Linked DNA regions of Homo sapiens: region 1 is linked to region 2. The links are chromatin loops, found by intact Hi-C in ENCODE. Cell type or tissue: Caco-2. All regions are shown on one strand.

The links. Peaks named below come from ENCODE experiments on the same cell type or tissue, not always from the same donor. Only the 100,000 strongest peaks of a DNase experiment are listed, where the experiment ranks them.
Region 1: a loop joins it to region 2, with 3 times the contacts of the local background. A loop is called at or near these places in 2 of 110 quality-filtered maps.

What each region holds. Positions count from the first base shown.
Region 1 is chr9:123,479,826-123,487,825 of GRCh38, forward strand. The region is part of intron 13 of DENND1A (DENN domain containing 1A); the gene reads right to left. MIR7150 (microRNA 7150) reads right to left here and starts at 5,797; the gene lies at 5,704-5,797. RefSeq lists an enhancer at 2,493-3,358. In Caco-2, no CTCF peak of the experiment used is centred here; DNase peaks (open chromatin) are centred at 4,526 and 5,719.
Region 2 is chr9:123,398,959-123,406,958 of GRCh38, forward strand. It overlaps DENND1A (DENN domain containing 1A), which reads right to left. Exons shown (of 24, transcript NM_001352964.2): 21 at 4,444-4,532. It overlaps MIR601 (microRNA 601), which reads right to left and starts at 3,645; the gene lies at 3,567-3,645. RefSeq lists an enhancer at 3,648-4,269. In Caco-2, CTCF peaks have their summits at 1,035 (motif pointing left) and 3,152 (motif pointing right); no DNase peak of the experiment used is centred here.

The DNA.
Region 1 (8,000 bases), 81 kb after region 2:
TGCTTCTTGCTTCCTTTAGACGCTAACTGCAGGGTGATTTGTGGTTCTGGCCAGGGGACTGTCAAAAGACCATTCCAAGAAACTCAGAAAAGAGCTTTCATTTAGTCATGATGAATGGGGAAGGCAAATGTCAGCTGAATTCATTTAACTAGCAACATATTCCCTAGTGTCAGGGCAGACTCCCCTACCGAAGTAGGAGCTGATAATCTGAGGTACTCATGAACAAGGTTGTTTTGGGAGAAATACAAAATAACAGACCTTCTGCCAATGGGCTATTTTACTTTCTAAATGTTCTTATCCCCTGAGCCCTCCATCTGACTCTGTGAGGGTTCCCAGGCCTCCCCATCTTCTGCCTGGACAGCGGCAATTGCCTCCTCCCAGGGCCCCTGCTTCCAGACTCTCTCCACCCAACCCTGTGTCTCGACACTCCCGAGAGACCTCCTCAAGGCACCACTCTGGACATGTGCTCACGCCACACCTGCGGAAGCCCGGCACTGCCCTTGTGAGAGGCTTCAAGGCTCTTCTTAGCTTAGCGTGCCAGCCCCCCAAGGCCCCTCCAGCCACACCTCTTGACATTAGCCCTGCAAACCAGAAGTCTCAATCATTGCTACAGGCCTGGAGCTTCCCATACGCTGTGCTTTCAAACCTCTTTGCTTTTGCTCACGGTATTCCCTCTGCTTAGAATAGAATGCCTCTTCCTCCATTCTTTGTTAGGCTAACATCTCATCTTACAAGCCATGCTCAGGTGCCATAGTTCCAGGAAGCTGTCCCTGCCCCCATAGCCATCCCTCTTGGGGTCTTCCTCTGGGGTCCCATAGCACTCTAAGCTTACCTCTATCCTATTAAATAAAAGTCACCTGCTTATCCGCCAGCCTCCCCCTTGAGGATGTGAACTCTCTACAGATAGGGAGGGAACTGTCTTCATGACCTTACCAAGCATACAGCCTGGCACACAATGGCACACTGAACACACGTGTGTCGAATGAATGAATACGCTACACTCTTGTATGGGAGTGAGTCCCATGAAATGAAGCTGCTTTCCGAAAAGTAAAAGGATACCAAGATAGTTTCAAACAGACATACACTGTCCCAGAATTCTTCCTGAAGCAGACGGCGTCACAGCAAGGCTGCAATTATAGACATGCGCACACATTGTTTAAAAAAATTCATAGAATGCACTTCACACTGACTTTTTTTTTCTTATTGGAAACCTGTTTACAATCTTGTCCACTGTCAGTCTTAAATGTCACTTTTCAGAAAGCTGGCTGCTGCCAGCAGAAATTTATTTTCAACTTGAATCACAGCATGTTCATGCAGAGAAGCGCCTCTTTTGAATCTCCAAATTGGAGGGAATTCAGGGAAGAGAAAGTGAGGTGATTAGAATCTGCAGAGGCCGACTCAGGAAGAAAAATTATGAGGCTAAAATATGCATGTGTGAGCTAAACAGCAGCTATTAGTTGGTGGAGGTGGCAATGGTGGGGATGGCAACTACCTAGAAACCTACCAGGACAGTGAGGCTGCATAGCAACACGTGGAAACAAGGAAGCGGGAGCGGGAGGAAGAAACAGTGAGGGAAGCCCAGGCACCAGGAAGGACGCGTGCATTTACAGACGGCCCTCCTGTGCCAGGTGCTGCCGAAGAGGCCGTCCTTCACTCAGCCTTTGCCCAGCAGCTATCATTATTCCTATTTTAAAGGTGAGGAAACTGAGGTTCTGAGAGATTAAGAAACCCAAATAAGGAGTGGTGGGGTCAGGTCCTACCAGCCACCTGCCATCAGCTAGTCACTAAGTAGAGGTCTGCAGTAGGCATCATTGCCCCTGCTATTTACAGGTGGGGTGATCAGGGAAGACTTCCTGGAGGGGGAACACTTGAGCTGAATTTGATTATGCTTCTTTATGCCTATTCAGAAAAGGGGTGTCAGCTTTTAGGAAAGCTGTAATTCAATATGCATATTGTCTTTTTTCTTTCTTTCTTTTTTTTTTTTTTTTGAGACAGAGACTTGCTCTGTTGCCCAGGCTGGAGTGCAGTGGCGTGATCTCTGCTCACTGCAACCTCTGCCTTCCAGGTTCAGGCAATTCTCATGCCTCAGCTACCTGAGTAGCTGGGATTACAGATGTGTGCCACCATGTCTGGCTATTTTTTTTTCTTTTGTATTTTTAGTAGAGATGGGATTTGGCCATGTTGGTCAGGCTGGTCTCGAACTCCTGGCACCAAGTGATCCACCTGCCTCGGCCTCTCAAAGAGCTGGGATTACAGGCATGAGTGGCAGTGCTCGGCCTTTATTCTTTTTCAGACAGAGTCTCGCTCTGTTGCCCAGGCTGGAGCGCAGTGGCGCGATCTTGGTTCACTGCAACCTCTGCCTCCCAGGTTCAAGTGATTCTTGTGCCTCAGCCTCCCAAGTAGCTAGGATTACAGGTGTGCACCACCATGAATGGCTAACTTTTGTATTTTTAGTAGAGTCAGGGTTTTGTGATGTTGGCCAGGCTGGTCTTGAACTCCTAGTCTCAAGTGATCTGCCTACCTCAGCCTCCCAAAGTGTTGGGATTACAGGCGTGAACCACCGCACCCGGCCCATTATCTTTATTTTTTAACACAAACACACACATGGTCAAATCAAATACCTCTTGCCTATCATTCCCTTGGCCTGGCAAACATGGACTCAGGACCCAACTCAAAGGTCTCTGCCTATGGGAAGCCTTTCCCAAATTTGTGAGGAAGGGTGGCTGTTTTTGCCTTTCATTCACTGATTCAGTGAGTAGTTGTTGAGAGCCTACTGGGTATCAGCCCCTGGAGCTATCACAGTCAGCTACCTGAGGATAGTCAAGCAGCCCCATAAAGGAACAATTACCCCCTGGGACAATGGCCTTGAAGCAGAGGTTCCTGCTGTGCAGAGAACAAAGAACAAGGTCCCAAGAAGACACCTGGAGGCTGCAGAAAGCATTCCTGGGAAAGTAACCTGTGTGCTCAGAGGGGAAGGTGGGCAGAAGCCCCAGGCCTCTGTGGGATGGAGGAGTGCCAGGGGAAATGAGAGAGGCTGGAACAGGACAGCAGAGGGGGAGGGGCTCCAACCAAGCCTGGGCATGGATCATGCAGGTCTTTTTAGGTCATGTTGTCCTAAAGCAACAGGGAACCCTAAAATTTGGGTGGCTGGGGGAAGGGAGTGTAGATATTTGCACTTCAAGAGGATCATTCTGATCTCAGTGAGGCCAGTGATCTGCCAAGGAAGCACTGTGTCCACTGAGGCAGCTGCCAGGCAGGAATGGAAAGGGAGGAATTCAAGAGAGGCTTTAGGAGACAAGAGTTGACTTGGATGCAAGAGTTGATGGATCTAGCCGACTGACCACCTCCCCCTACTACACTGAGTGCTTTGGAGAGGCAAGTAGGACCAGGTAGTACTCGCCAGGGTCTCCTCCTTCCTAAGAGTCCAGCAGAGGCCCCATGCAGGGACTATGTTTTCAGTACCTTGGAATCCCTACCCCAAGAGCAGGGGCTGGCATGCCGATGGTGGTCCAGAGATGCTGGGGGGCCATGCCGCCGCTGCTGCTCCAGTCCTCCCTTGGCTGCCAGATGACCCCCACCATGGCAGCCTCCAGGAACTCAGGAGACAAATCCCAAGCAGAGCAAAGCCTGGGTCTTGCAGGCCAGCCTCTGTGTGCAGACAGTCTCTATCCAGAACACACAGGCTTCCCAGGCCTAGCACTTGCTGGGTTCCCCAGCTCTGGGCTGACCAGACGCATGCACACACCAAGTCTGCCAGGGTCTGTTCCGGGTTCCATGTGTGGTGACTGATGTCTTGTGATGGATAGCTTCTGAGGGACAGTGTGTCCTGGGGTGGCTCCGGCTCTGCAGTGGGACAGGCTGGGCTGAGACTCCTGGCTCTGTCGCTCATTATCCATGTGACTGTGGGGAAGTCTTTAGCTCCCCAAGTCACAGGTCAGTTCGTTTGTAAGATGGGGATAATTCCATCTACCTCCCAGAGTTGCTGCGAGGCACAGACAGATTTCACATAAAGTACCTGCCCCAAGGCCAGATGTGTAAGAGAGACTCAGTTGTGGGTTGTTGTTCTTTGTTTGAGACACAGCTTAGTTTTTTTTGTGTTTTTTTAAAAATGATTTTTAGTCTCCTAGGACTTGTAGCAAACGGGTTAGTGTCTCCTGGTCATCGGAGCCATGCCATACATGCTATTAAATATTACATCAATTCATCTAACAATCTGTCTAAATCTGGTCAGAGGGACTTGGTTATGTCTGAGCAGCTCTGGTGTTTTAGAAACCTGTGCTCCTATCCTGAAAGTTTCTCATTCAGAATCCTAGCAGCCATGGTGGGAAACTCTTGTCTTTCTGTTCTAAGCCATTTAGTATATTATCTTCTATCTAGCAGGACACAAGGTGAAGGAGACAGAGCTGGGTTTTTGCAGACACAAAGATCTGGGTTTAATCGCACCTCTAACACTGAGCAACTAGACAGCCTAGCGCAGACCTCTCGATTGGGGCAAAGGGCTGTGGTGAGGACTTTGCCCTTGAATCTCAGTGTTCAGAGAGTAAGCCGCCCAGAGATTCTTCCAGACAGCCCTCTGGTACTGTCCCTCCCCTGCTTAAATCCTTCAATGGTTATCATGCCTTTAGCATGGCTGTCCCTCCATTCATCAACATGTACTGACCTGCTATGTACTGGGTGCTTTGTGAGGTACTGGGGAGGGTGCAGCGGATAGGAAGTCCAGGGTCTTTCCCCTGCATTTAGGACCCTGCCCCGGCCCCTGCCTGTCCTTCCTGCCTTGTTGCCCCTTGCTCCGCACCCCATAGTGCACCTTCTAGCCACACTGAGTGCTTGCAGGTCTACGAATGCACAAGGCATTCAGTTCTCCCCTGAGCCTCTGCTCCTGTTCCTTCTGTTGTTACTCACATAGTCCTGTTTCCTCCTAACCTCACCGTGTCCTGCAGTGACTTCACTGTGGCCCTCAGTACAGTCTGGCATGCAAGGGAGCTTCTGGGCAACAGTGGGGTGCACACTGGCCATGGAGCCCAGCAGACCTGATCCCACTCTCCTCACACCCTCCCTAGCTGTGGCACCTGGGGCAAGTGACATCCTCCCTCTGCGCCCCCTCCCCTCTTCTGTAACATGGAGGTAGTAACATCTGCCTCAAAGTTTTATTTCGAGGGCTACAGGCGACCTGATGTAGGGAAGTGGTGAGTGGTAGCCACTATAATTGTCTGTGTAGTTTCTAGCCTGTCACTCTTCCTAGACTGTGCACTCCCTCAGGGCAGGAGCTGCACTTCTGCTGCCTCAGGATCCCCAGTGTTGGGGGAGCAGAGCCTGGCGTGCATGCATGAAATGAGCATGTGTGAGGTCTTGGGGAAACATGTCTCTTGAAATCAGAAGGCTTTTTGGCTTTGAAAGAGTTAAAATCTGCTCGTGATTATAAACAAGCTCCATTTCAGCTCCGCACTATCACTAGGTGTGAGTCACAAGGCTTAGCAGGTGTGGGCAATAATTAAAGGCTTCAGCAATCTACCTGGGCAAGGTATTTTTGCCTCTTATTCCAAAGAGGAAACTCTCTCTATGGAGAGCAGAGGAGCTCATTAATGAGAGTAATTAGGTGTAAAGGGGGTAGGGGCTGGCATCAGCTGCAGCTTGGAGGAGCTAATCATTAAGCTCTGTAATCTCCTCCGCTGAACACCAGCAGATCAGGTTCGGGGCTGCGAGCAGGGCTCCCCCACCTGAGTACCTGACCATGGGCTTTGGAGAGGCTGAAAGACCTTACCTCTCCCCCTGCCAGGTTCCACCAGGGGACACCGTGTGTGTGTGTGCGCGTACACACACGCGCGCGCGCGCACACACACACACACACACACACACACACACACACGCAGTGTGGGGTCAGCTGCCGGGGAAAGAAGCCTGAGCATCCAAGAAGACGCTTTGCTCTCAGTTTGCACTCACCTTTGAGGAGCATGTGCTGGTTTTACAAAGTTTCCTGGATATAAGGAATGGATCAAAGACTCTGTTTTTGGCCTCCACATGCGGAGGCTAAACTCTCATGCCTAGGCTTCTGGATTTTCTAGCCATTGCTAACATTTAGCTAGCACTGCAGCAGATTTCATTTTCTGAATCCATCTCCCTGGCCCATGGGCTCTGTGACTTGGGAACAAGGGGTTGATTCCCCTGGATCTTCAGTGGCTGGCATACCCCGGGTGCCATAGATCACTGGCTGCATGGTGGGGTGCATGGGAGCAGGTGGGAAGAGAAGAGATCGATGGATTTTGGCATTGTCACTTTTCTCAGTTCTGTGGCTTTGGCCAAGTCACAACCTCTCTGAGCCCTAATTTCCTCCTCTGTAAAAGAAGCTCAATCATAAATACGTTTAAAATTTCAGTAAAAATGGGGAGAGGCTGAATGTCAGGCAAGTGGGCAGGTAAATCCAATGAAGGCCCCACCCTGAACTTGAGCTAGTCAGAGGGCAACGTGTCCCAGGTCAAGGCTACAGGAACAGAGACTCGCCCCCGGAACACTGTGCTCTTAGATGCCAGCGCTGTGGGGCATCTCTGCACTGTTCACAGACAGCGTCACCTTGGCTCTGGGCTCTGCCGCCAGCCCCAGAGCTGCTAGCCCAGCCCTGGAATCTTTCTGCCTCAGCTTGATACACACCGAGACTTCTGGGAGGCCAGGAAGGAAGCAGCTGGCTCCTGCATCCCCCATGAGTCCCACTCCCTAAAGCACCCCTTTGATCTTCTAACCTGTAGCCATGGCCAACAGGAGCCTCTTGGAAAGTTGGCACCAACTAAATGGCATGTGTCCAGCCAGCAAGCCTTGAGCATGAGTGTGCTGGCATCATCTTCCTTGTCCTTAGAGCCCAGTGCTGGTGCAAGCACCTTGGTGAAACCATCCCTGATATCCAACTCCTCACCCCCACCTCATATGTTAGTTCCCATACCTTCCATGGTCCCCCAACCTTCTGGGCACCCTCCACCCTCCTATTGACCACACATTTGCCTCTTACACTCCTCTGGGAATAGGTAATAAAACTCTCTTTTCCCATTGGGACTGATCCTGCCAACCCCCTGCCCAGCCACAGGGGTGGGCATGCGACCCTGGGAGCCGACTGGAGGACTCCATCCTCTGGTCACACCAATGAGTTTAGGGTAGCCCAGAAGTGATCGACACTAACTTGAGCAGTCTCCACTGAGAGTTGCTGCACAGACACTGGAGTTGAGAGGGACTCACTTCAAGCTAGAAGGACCATAGAGGCCCCCATATTTCTATAGCAAAGCAAGAGAATGTTTGAAAATAAAACAGATAATGAAAAGCAAAGCCAAACAGAGGTCACTGAGAGTCTAGACATCATTTGAGCTCCTGGATCCAGCCATGCTGGTAGCAAGACAAGTCCGGGATGTCTCAGTTATATAAGCCAAGAAATTCTCCCTCCTATCCTCTTTGCTCAAGTTCGTTTAAGTTGGGCTTCTACCATCTACAATCAAGGGAAGGCAAGCCAGGGTTTAACCAAGTCTAGGGCCCAAGTCAGCTGGCAGGTTTGTTTACCTGCCCCCTCCACACCAATATTATTGCTGGTAACTAGAGCAGGGTCTTCAGAATGTTTTCTCTCTTGTGTCTTTTAGTTACGAGCCAAGGTCACAGTTCTTGGTTTTCTCCCTGAACCATGAGCAAAGATACGGCAGAACCTGAGGCTACTCTCAGACCAATGCGCATGGCCCCCAAATGGCTTTCCTGGATGCGATTGTCCTGTGGACACTTTCTTGTCCCACATGCTCCTTATAAAGACCCCTGTTTCTCAAAGGTCTTTCCTGAGATCCCTTTGAATCTTTTCTACCATTTTCCCAGTCTGGACAACAGAGACCACAGAAATATAAACATACACAATGTCCTGCAGAATCAACAGCTTTAAAAGAATTGAAAAAAAGAGGGGGGCTGGGGGAACAAAAGACTTGTTCCCATTAAATGTAAGTACCAAGCATGCTGAAAGGGGACTGCTGATATTTCTGGAG
Region 2 (8,000 bases):
TAATTTTTTGTGTTTTTAGTAGAGACGGGGTTTCGCCATGTTAGCCAGGCTGGTCTTGAACTCCTGACCTCAAGTGACCCGCCCGCCTCGGCCTCCCAAGGTGCTGGGATTACAGGTGTGAGCCACCGCGCCCGGCCGTGGCCTGCTTTTAATAGGAGGGGAGCTGTGAACCTCACTGTGCTCACTGCCGTAGCCGTCGTCCCCACCAGTCAGAGAAGCACGTGAGGATAATTAGGTCTTAACAAAAAGCCTGGAGAGTAGAGAAGAATGGACCAGGCTTCTGTCATCAGACAGCCGATCCTACCATTTTCTGGCCCTGAGAAACCTTGGGCAAGTTATGAAAGTCTCTCTGAGCCTCAGTTTTTCTGTCTGTTCAATGGGAAAGCTACCACCTACCTTTGACAATCTTTTTTATTTTATTTTTTGAGATAGGGTCTCGCTCTGAGGCCCAGGGTGGTGTGCAGTGTCATGATCTCAGCTCACTGCAACCTTCAACTCCCCAGGGCTCATGCAATTCTCATGCCTCAGCCTCCCGACTAGCTGGGACTACAGGTACACGCCACCATGCCCGGCTAATACCTCTGACAACCTTAAGGGATGTTGGTGAATGTCATTCCTCTTTCCTTCCCCAAGAAGAAACACTCAGGCACCAGTGCACATGGTTTCTTTGGCGGTGAGAAGACTGAACAGATCCGGTTCCCAACTCCAGCCTTCAGGGAGCCAGAGAGGAAGGGTGGCCTGCTGGGCAGGCCATCATCTCATTTTAGGATGTGGAGCTGTCTCTCTGGGCAAAGCCAGACTAAAGATGAACCCTGAAGGGCCCCGTTCCAAGGACAGCATCAGAATGTCATGGAGAGAATGAAATCAAGAATTCTGAATGCTGGCCTGGCCACTTTTCAACTGGGTGACCTTGGGAAGACTGGTCAAATCCACATTCTGGGCCTGAGCTCCCACTCGGGAAGAAACGATGCTAGCCCAAGAGGGCCTAGAAATCAATGGGTGCTCCACCGCGCCCCCTGCTGACTGGTGTCTGACCCACAGCCTCTCATGCAGGATCCCTCCTACCCCGATCCCTGCCCCACGGAAGCCCCTGGGCGTCACATCAGCTGTGCTCTGAATAGTAATGGAAGTAGCCAGTACTTCTTGAAGAGATTTAGTAACTGAATATTAACCAAGTAATGTTACCTGAAAAGTAAAGGGAATGTTTCCCCCACAAATCTTCAAAAAAGTCTTCTTCCAATTGCCAACGGCCAGTTTTAAGGGACTAGGAAACCTATCATTGATTCAGAAAGAAAATTTGACACAGGAAAATTTCATTTTGGGAAAATGCAAGTCAACCAAGAGTCAGCATGGGGACTCCCTTTTAAGGCCTCCTTTAAAAAAATCGTCCGTGCTTGCGCCTAGTAGGTTTTCAAAGATACTTGCTGAATGAATGAATGCACGAATGGACAGATGGAATGATGGAGGGATGGACATCAGCTGGGAAGGAAGAAATGAACTTCAGGGGTGGACTGGCCAGAGAGTGGCTGGCTAGTGTTTCTGGGCCCTGATGAGTCCCAGGATGCTCAGCTACTCCAGGAGACAGTCTTACTCTTAATCAGCCCCATCTTGCTGTCCACAAAGCTGGTTATTTTATTTTTGAGACAGAGTCTCACTCTGTTGCACAGGCTGGAGTGTGGTGGTGTGATCTCAGCTCACGGCAGCCTCCGCCTCCTGGGTTCAAGTGATTCTCATGCCTCAGCCTCCCGAGTAGCTGGAATTACAGGGGTGCGCCACCACACTCGGCTAATTTTTGTATTTTTAGTAGAGACGGGGTTTCGCCATGTTGCCCAGGCTGGTCTCGAACCCCTGACCTCAGGTGATCCGCTCGCCTTGGCCTCCCAAAGTGCTGGGATTATTTAATGTGCAATTGGAAGTGAGAGTTGGGGCAAGAAGTCAGGAGGAATGAATCTCTCCTCTCCACTTCAAAGATCCTGCATCCCCTTCTGCTGCCCCAGTCTTCTAAGTTTCCCAAGCACTTTGATATTCCCAGTGGAGATGAAGATCTGTGATTCAAGAAAACCCAGGCCAGATTAAAGGGCCAGGCACCAAGTCCGTGTGCCCAACACGGAACCACCACCTGACAAAGGCCCATTAGGATCGGGCCCCTGCTGCCAGCCTGGCTTCTCACATCTCCCAATACAATGCCGACAGATTGGTGGAGCCGGTTTCTTCCCCCTCCCCCGAACAATATTTTATGAGGAGTCTGTTTTATTAAAATATTTTCCGCTGGATGCTTCCTGTGTTTCAAGAAGTTGGTCCTGCCAGCTGGAGCTGATGACAGTTGAGAAAAACACATCCAAGTGCTGTTGTGACATGGCATTTGGAAGGGGCGGAGCACAGTGGGGGGGTGGGGAAGCAGCATGGGAAGAGGCGTAGAAAAACACCCGGGTTGCACTAGAAATACCACTGGTATTATGGGAGAACAACTTCCCCTTCCTCGTTAAACAAACGTGAACAGAAACCCTTGGAATGATGTCCTGAAACGTACCCCTCTGTCTCCTTGTGGGCCCGAGCCACTGTGACGTACGCTCACAGAAAACCTGTCATTTGTTTTCTATCACTGGTAGTTTGCCAACCACCAAACTGGCTCCCATGCTCCCACTGGTTTATTTCAACCCCAAATATTTTCCAACAGAAGTAGAAAACAGGGCATATTAAACAAACAACAAACCAACCAACCAACAAAACTAAAAGTGATACTGACACAGTTCAGGTGATAAGCAGGAAAATGGGATTATCAGACACCGGCTCTTTGGCACACACTGCGAAGTCAGCCCCTCTGCCCAGTCTGGAAAAGCAACGGCGTAAGTCAATGTGATGAAGAGGTCCAGCCTCTCGTCGGGAACTTGGCCGCAAAATGGGTAATGCTTTTCTGTAGGATGTGGAGTGTAGCTGGTGTTGCAATGGTGTTTCTGTGTAATGCAAGAATATTCTGGGTTTACATCTCAATATCAACAGGCCTGTGACCCTGTATCCTGGTACAGTGTCTAAAAGGTTTAGTCCAGTTTTAAAGAGGGGACTTCAAAGAAATGTGACAAATTTCATCCCCTTAAGGAGGAATCTTTAGTCCGAGGCACTCAGGTGCCATGCAGCGTTCTCTCCATAAGGGGGCAATCATAATCCATCCCTCATGTTCCCACCAGGCTATTGTGCAGAGCAAAAGTTAAACTTAACCCAGCTTCAGGAGTCCTCTCTTCCAAATGTCTAATAACTGAGCATCCTTGTGTGCAAGCGCACACGTGCACACACACACACACACACACGCACGCACACATATAATTCTGGAACTTTCTGGGCAAAGTCTGAGGGCTGTCTGGGTGGGCTGGTTCCTTAAAGACCGTACCCTCGCTATCAACCAGAAAATCCTGGAGAGCTGAAGTGAACTGCAACTTGGGTTAGGCCCCAGCTTGACAGCTCGAAATCATTTTTTTTCCTTCTTGCTCCAACTCTGACTGGGACCTGCCATGTCCCTTACCTTCTTTCCCATTTTCTGAGAGCCAGACAGACATGGGGGCCTCCCCCTTTCCACCCAAAGGACTTCAGGATCCCTGGGGTAGTTTTTCTGACTCCTCCAACAATCCTAGACCAAGACGAACTCATGCACTTTTTCAAGGCATCACAGGAAGTCAGCGTGTAGCCGCTGAGTTGTCTGGATAGAGACTGAGGGCTGTGCTCCTTTTGCGGACAAAGGGAAGCAGTGCTACCTTCTGCAGATGGCTCTGGTCTGGACTCGGGGCTATCTGCAGCCTTCTGCCTCACCCCACCACAGGCAGGTCCACTTCAGTCCACTGCTTGTCTTTCTGCCCCCCTCATTCACTTCATCTACCCCACGCCTCCTGAGCAGGTGACTCTAGGCCAGTCCTACGGGAGGTGCTGGGCATAACACCCAGGGAGCTCCGCGTCTCAGGGAGATGGGTAAGAAAAACCACAGTAACATAAATCCTCCGGCACAGGTGGGCAAAGGGTCCTGGTGGGTCTGGGGCAGTGGATGAGGGCAGTCCTGTATATAGGTTCTCGGCCATGGAGGCCTAGGAAGGTGGGTGGATCCAGTTCAACACTTGGCCTCCTTCACCAGGTTCTAACCCTCACCTACTGACTCGGCATCTTCAGCACAAGAGGCCTAGGACCTTCTTCTGAACCCAGCAAAGTATGCTTTGGACCCCACCCCTCGAAATCCAGCCCAAGTGCCCGGCTCCCTGGCCTCTGGGGCCTCCCACTGGTGTGACAACCAGACCGAGTAAAAGATCAAGTCCTGTTCCCTGAATGACCCCTTTGTGAAACACCCGCTGGGAGCCCCGGGGAAGCCTCACAAAGGCCGGGGCTACACGCTTGGGCTTCGCAAAGTGCTGGCTCCGCAGACACAGGGTTCTTACAGACAGAGGGGAGAGGCACAATACTCACTGCTCAGGGCTCGGCACAGACGTCCTCCGGCCTTCCACTGCGATGTTGCTCTTTGGTCTCTTAACAACATGTGGACGAGGTGGGCGCACCTAGAGGAGGTACAGGGGGAGAGCCCCAAGAAGGAGTGAGTTGGAAAAGCCATACAGGTACATTCTGAACATTTGGATAAACGGCCCCCCCAAAAAACGTTTAGGGATTTTCAAAGCTACAGGCTACAAAAGCCCAGCCTATCACAGAAACATCACCATCTAATAGGCAGCAGACAGACACATTAACTGGAATTCTGTGGCCTATTCAAATCAGAAGGGTGCTCCTGGAAAGCTCGGTTTCTTCATCTGCAAGATGAGGATAGTTCCATTGGCCTCCTTGCAGGGCTGTGGTGAGGGTCCAATGAGATGATGTCTACATAGGACCCGGAACAAAGAGGCCCTTATCAATGACAATTCCCTCTCATCTTCCTCTGATGCCCAGAAGCTGGTTTTGTAGAAAGAAAAGGTTGCGCTTACACTTGTTTTTAGGGTGAACATGCTTAGTTTGCTCTTTTTACAACAGAATCACAGGGTGCTTATTTTCCTCTCTAAATAAGAGAGGCATGAGAGAGTGCCACTACAAATCGTCTTTCTGCTTCCCAGAGCATCCCTGTGCTAGTCCTCCCAGCAGGGTTCAGCCTGGATGCTGCCCATCTTGTGTAGCTACATGCACTGAGCAGACCTAGTGGGAGGGTCTGCAGTGGGCACATCAGGAAGGACCCAACTTCCTAACCCCACAGCTGCTGCAGCAGCGGGATGGGTTTTTCTGACCCGCTGTCTCTGAAAGCGAACATGAGGGCCCACAGAGAAAGACACCCTCATCCCCTGCCAGAGTTCGTGATGGATGTTAGGCTGAGAATTTCTAGGTGCCCTTAGAAGGATACTCATTTGGTCCAGTCGACATTACATGGCTTTAAATTTGGCATGGCCATCTCTGTACACTCCCAGTGCCCGAGAGGGATGGGTTGAGAGCTAAGCTGAGAAAGTCTATCTCTGAATTTCATTGCTGATAAAAACAACCGAGCCTGCCGGGGCAGGGGGCTTGCTTTCTCCACGGATGGGATGCCACAACTGCTGAGTTTCCAGGACAAGACAGGGAAGGGAAGCAGGCACACACTCCACCTCCTGCCCACCCTTTGAGTTTCCAGGACAAGACAGGGAAGGGAAGCAGGCACACACTCCACCTCCTGCCCACCCTTTGAGTTTCCAGGACAAGACAGGGAAGGGAAGCAGGCACACACTCCACTTCCTGCCCACCCTTTGAGTTTCCAGGACAAGACAGGGAAGGGAAGCAGGCACACACTCCACTTCCTGCCCACCCTTTGAGTTTCCAGGACAAGACAGGGAAGGGAAGCAGGCACACACTCCACTTCCTGCCCACCCTTTGAGTTTCCAGGACAAGACAGGGAAGGGAAGCAGGCACACACTCCACTTCCTGCCCACCCTTTGAGTTTCCAGGACAAGACAGGGAAGGGAAGCAGGCACACACTCCACTTCCTGCCTACCCTTTGAGTTTCCAGGACAAGACAGGGAAGGGAAGCAGGCACACACTCCACTTCCTGCCCACCCTTTGAGTTTCCAGGACAAGACAGGGAAGGGAAGCAGGCACACACTCCACTTCCTGCCCACCCTTTGAGTTTCCAGGACAAGACAGGGAAGGGAAGCAGGCACACACTCCACTTCCTGCCCACCCTTTGAGTTTCCAGGACAAGACAGGGAAGGGAAGCAGGCACACACTCCACCTCCTGCCCACCCTTTGAGTTTCCAGGACAAGACAGGGAAGGGAAGCAGGCACACACTCCACCTCCTGCCCACCCTTTGAGTTTCCAGGACAAGACAGGGAAGGGAAGCAGGCACACACTCCACTTCCTGCCCACCCTTTGAGTTTCCAGGACAAGACAGGGAAGGGAAGCAGGCACACACTCCACTTCCTGCCCACCCTTTGAGTTTCCAGGACAAGACAGGGAAGGGAAGCAGGCACACACTCCACTTCCTGCCCACCCTTTGAGTTTCCAGGACAAGACAGGGAAGGGAAGCAGGCACACACTCCACTTCCTGCCCACCCTTTGAGTTTCCAGGACAAGACAGGGAAGGGAAGCAGGCACACACTGCACTTCCTGCCCACCCTTTGAGTTTCCAGGACAAGACAGGGAAGGGAAGCAGGCACACACTCCACCTCCTGCCCACCCTTTGAGTTTCCAGGACAAGACAGGGAAGGGAGCAGGCACACACTCCACCTCCTGCCCACCCTTTGAGTTTCCAGGACAAGACAGGGAAGGGAAGCAGGCACACACTCCACTTCCTGCCCACCCTTTGAGTTTCCAGGACAAGACAGGGAAGGGAAGCAGGCACACACTCCACTTCCTGCCCACCCTTTGAGTTTCCAGGACAAGACAGGGAAGGGAAGCAGGCACACACTCCACTTCCTGCCCACCCTTTGAGTTTCCAGGACAAGACAGGGAAGGGAAGCAGGCACACACTCCACCTCCTGCCCACCCTTTGAGTTTCCAGGACAAGACAGGGAAGGGAAGCAGGCACACACTCCACTTCCTGCCCACCCTTTGAGTTTCCAGGACAAGACAGGGAAGGGAAGCAGGCACACACTCCACTTCCTGCCCACCCTTTTTCCTGAACATCGTACCCCCCACCCCCCAGAAGCTTGTGGGTGACACGGCACGGTGGCTTAGGGACACAGATGATAGAAGCTGGCTGCATAAAAGACAAGTCTTTACAGAGTCTTGTCAAGCCCTCAGGTCTGCGCACGTCTGATCTAACCAAAGTTTTTCCTGTGGAGTGGCCAGTCTGATCTCAGACAGGTTTGGCATATCAGGGATGTGGTAAACACCAAAGGCATTCCACCAAACTGGCTGTCTTCATCTGTGGGGTGATTGTGAAGCCCGGATACAGGGAAAGTCCCCCCAAGGGGTCTGGTACACAATGGGGGCTCAATAAATGCTCATCCTGCTCCTCTGTGACCTGGATGTCCCTTCTTGTCAACAACAAAAGGAAGACGATGAGTGGGTGTCTCTGAATTAGAAGATGAGTTTTAGGATTCTCTTACCCCTGCCTCGCATTCTGTGGACTGCCTGGTATGTCATGGTTGCTCAGCAAGATTTTTAGAAACGAATGAATGTTGCTGCTCGGAATCTGAGAAGTGCATAATGACGCTGCGAGTATCATCGTGATTAGAGCTGGGCCTGCCACACAGCTCACATTCAGTCAACACGTGCTGAATAAACAAGTGGGTATCCCTGCACCCCTTCTGACTCTGCACTGGTTTCCCCAGCTCTGGCAGCTGGTCAACAGGGTCACCTGGCTGGAATGATCCCCACCCCCAACTTCTGCCCACAAAAGCAGGAGTGTGGGTAGGGTGAAGGAGCAGTTCTGCCCCTGCCCCGCGGGGCCCCGGGGCAGAGCTTTCAGGAAAGGTCAGACTTTAAGGCCTGTCAGCTCATCCTTGCACAGGGCTGCTCCTTGCTACAATAAAGGCGGGTTAAGAATGTGAACTTGTGGCTGAAATGGGGGGAT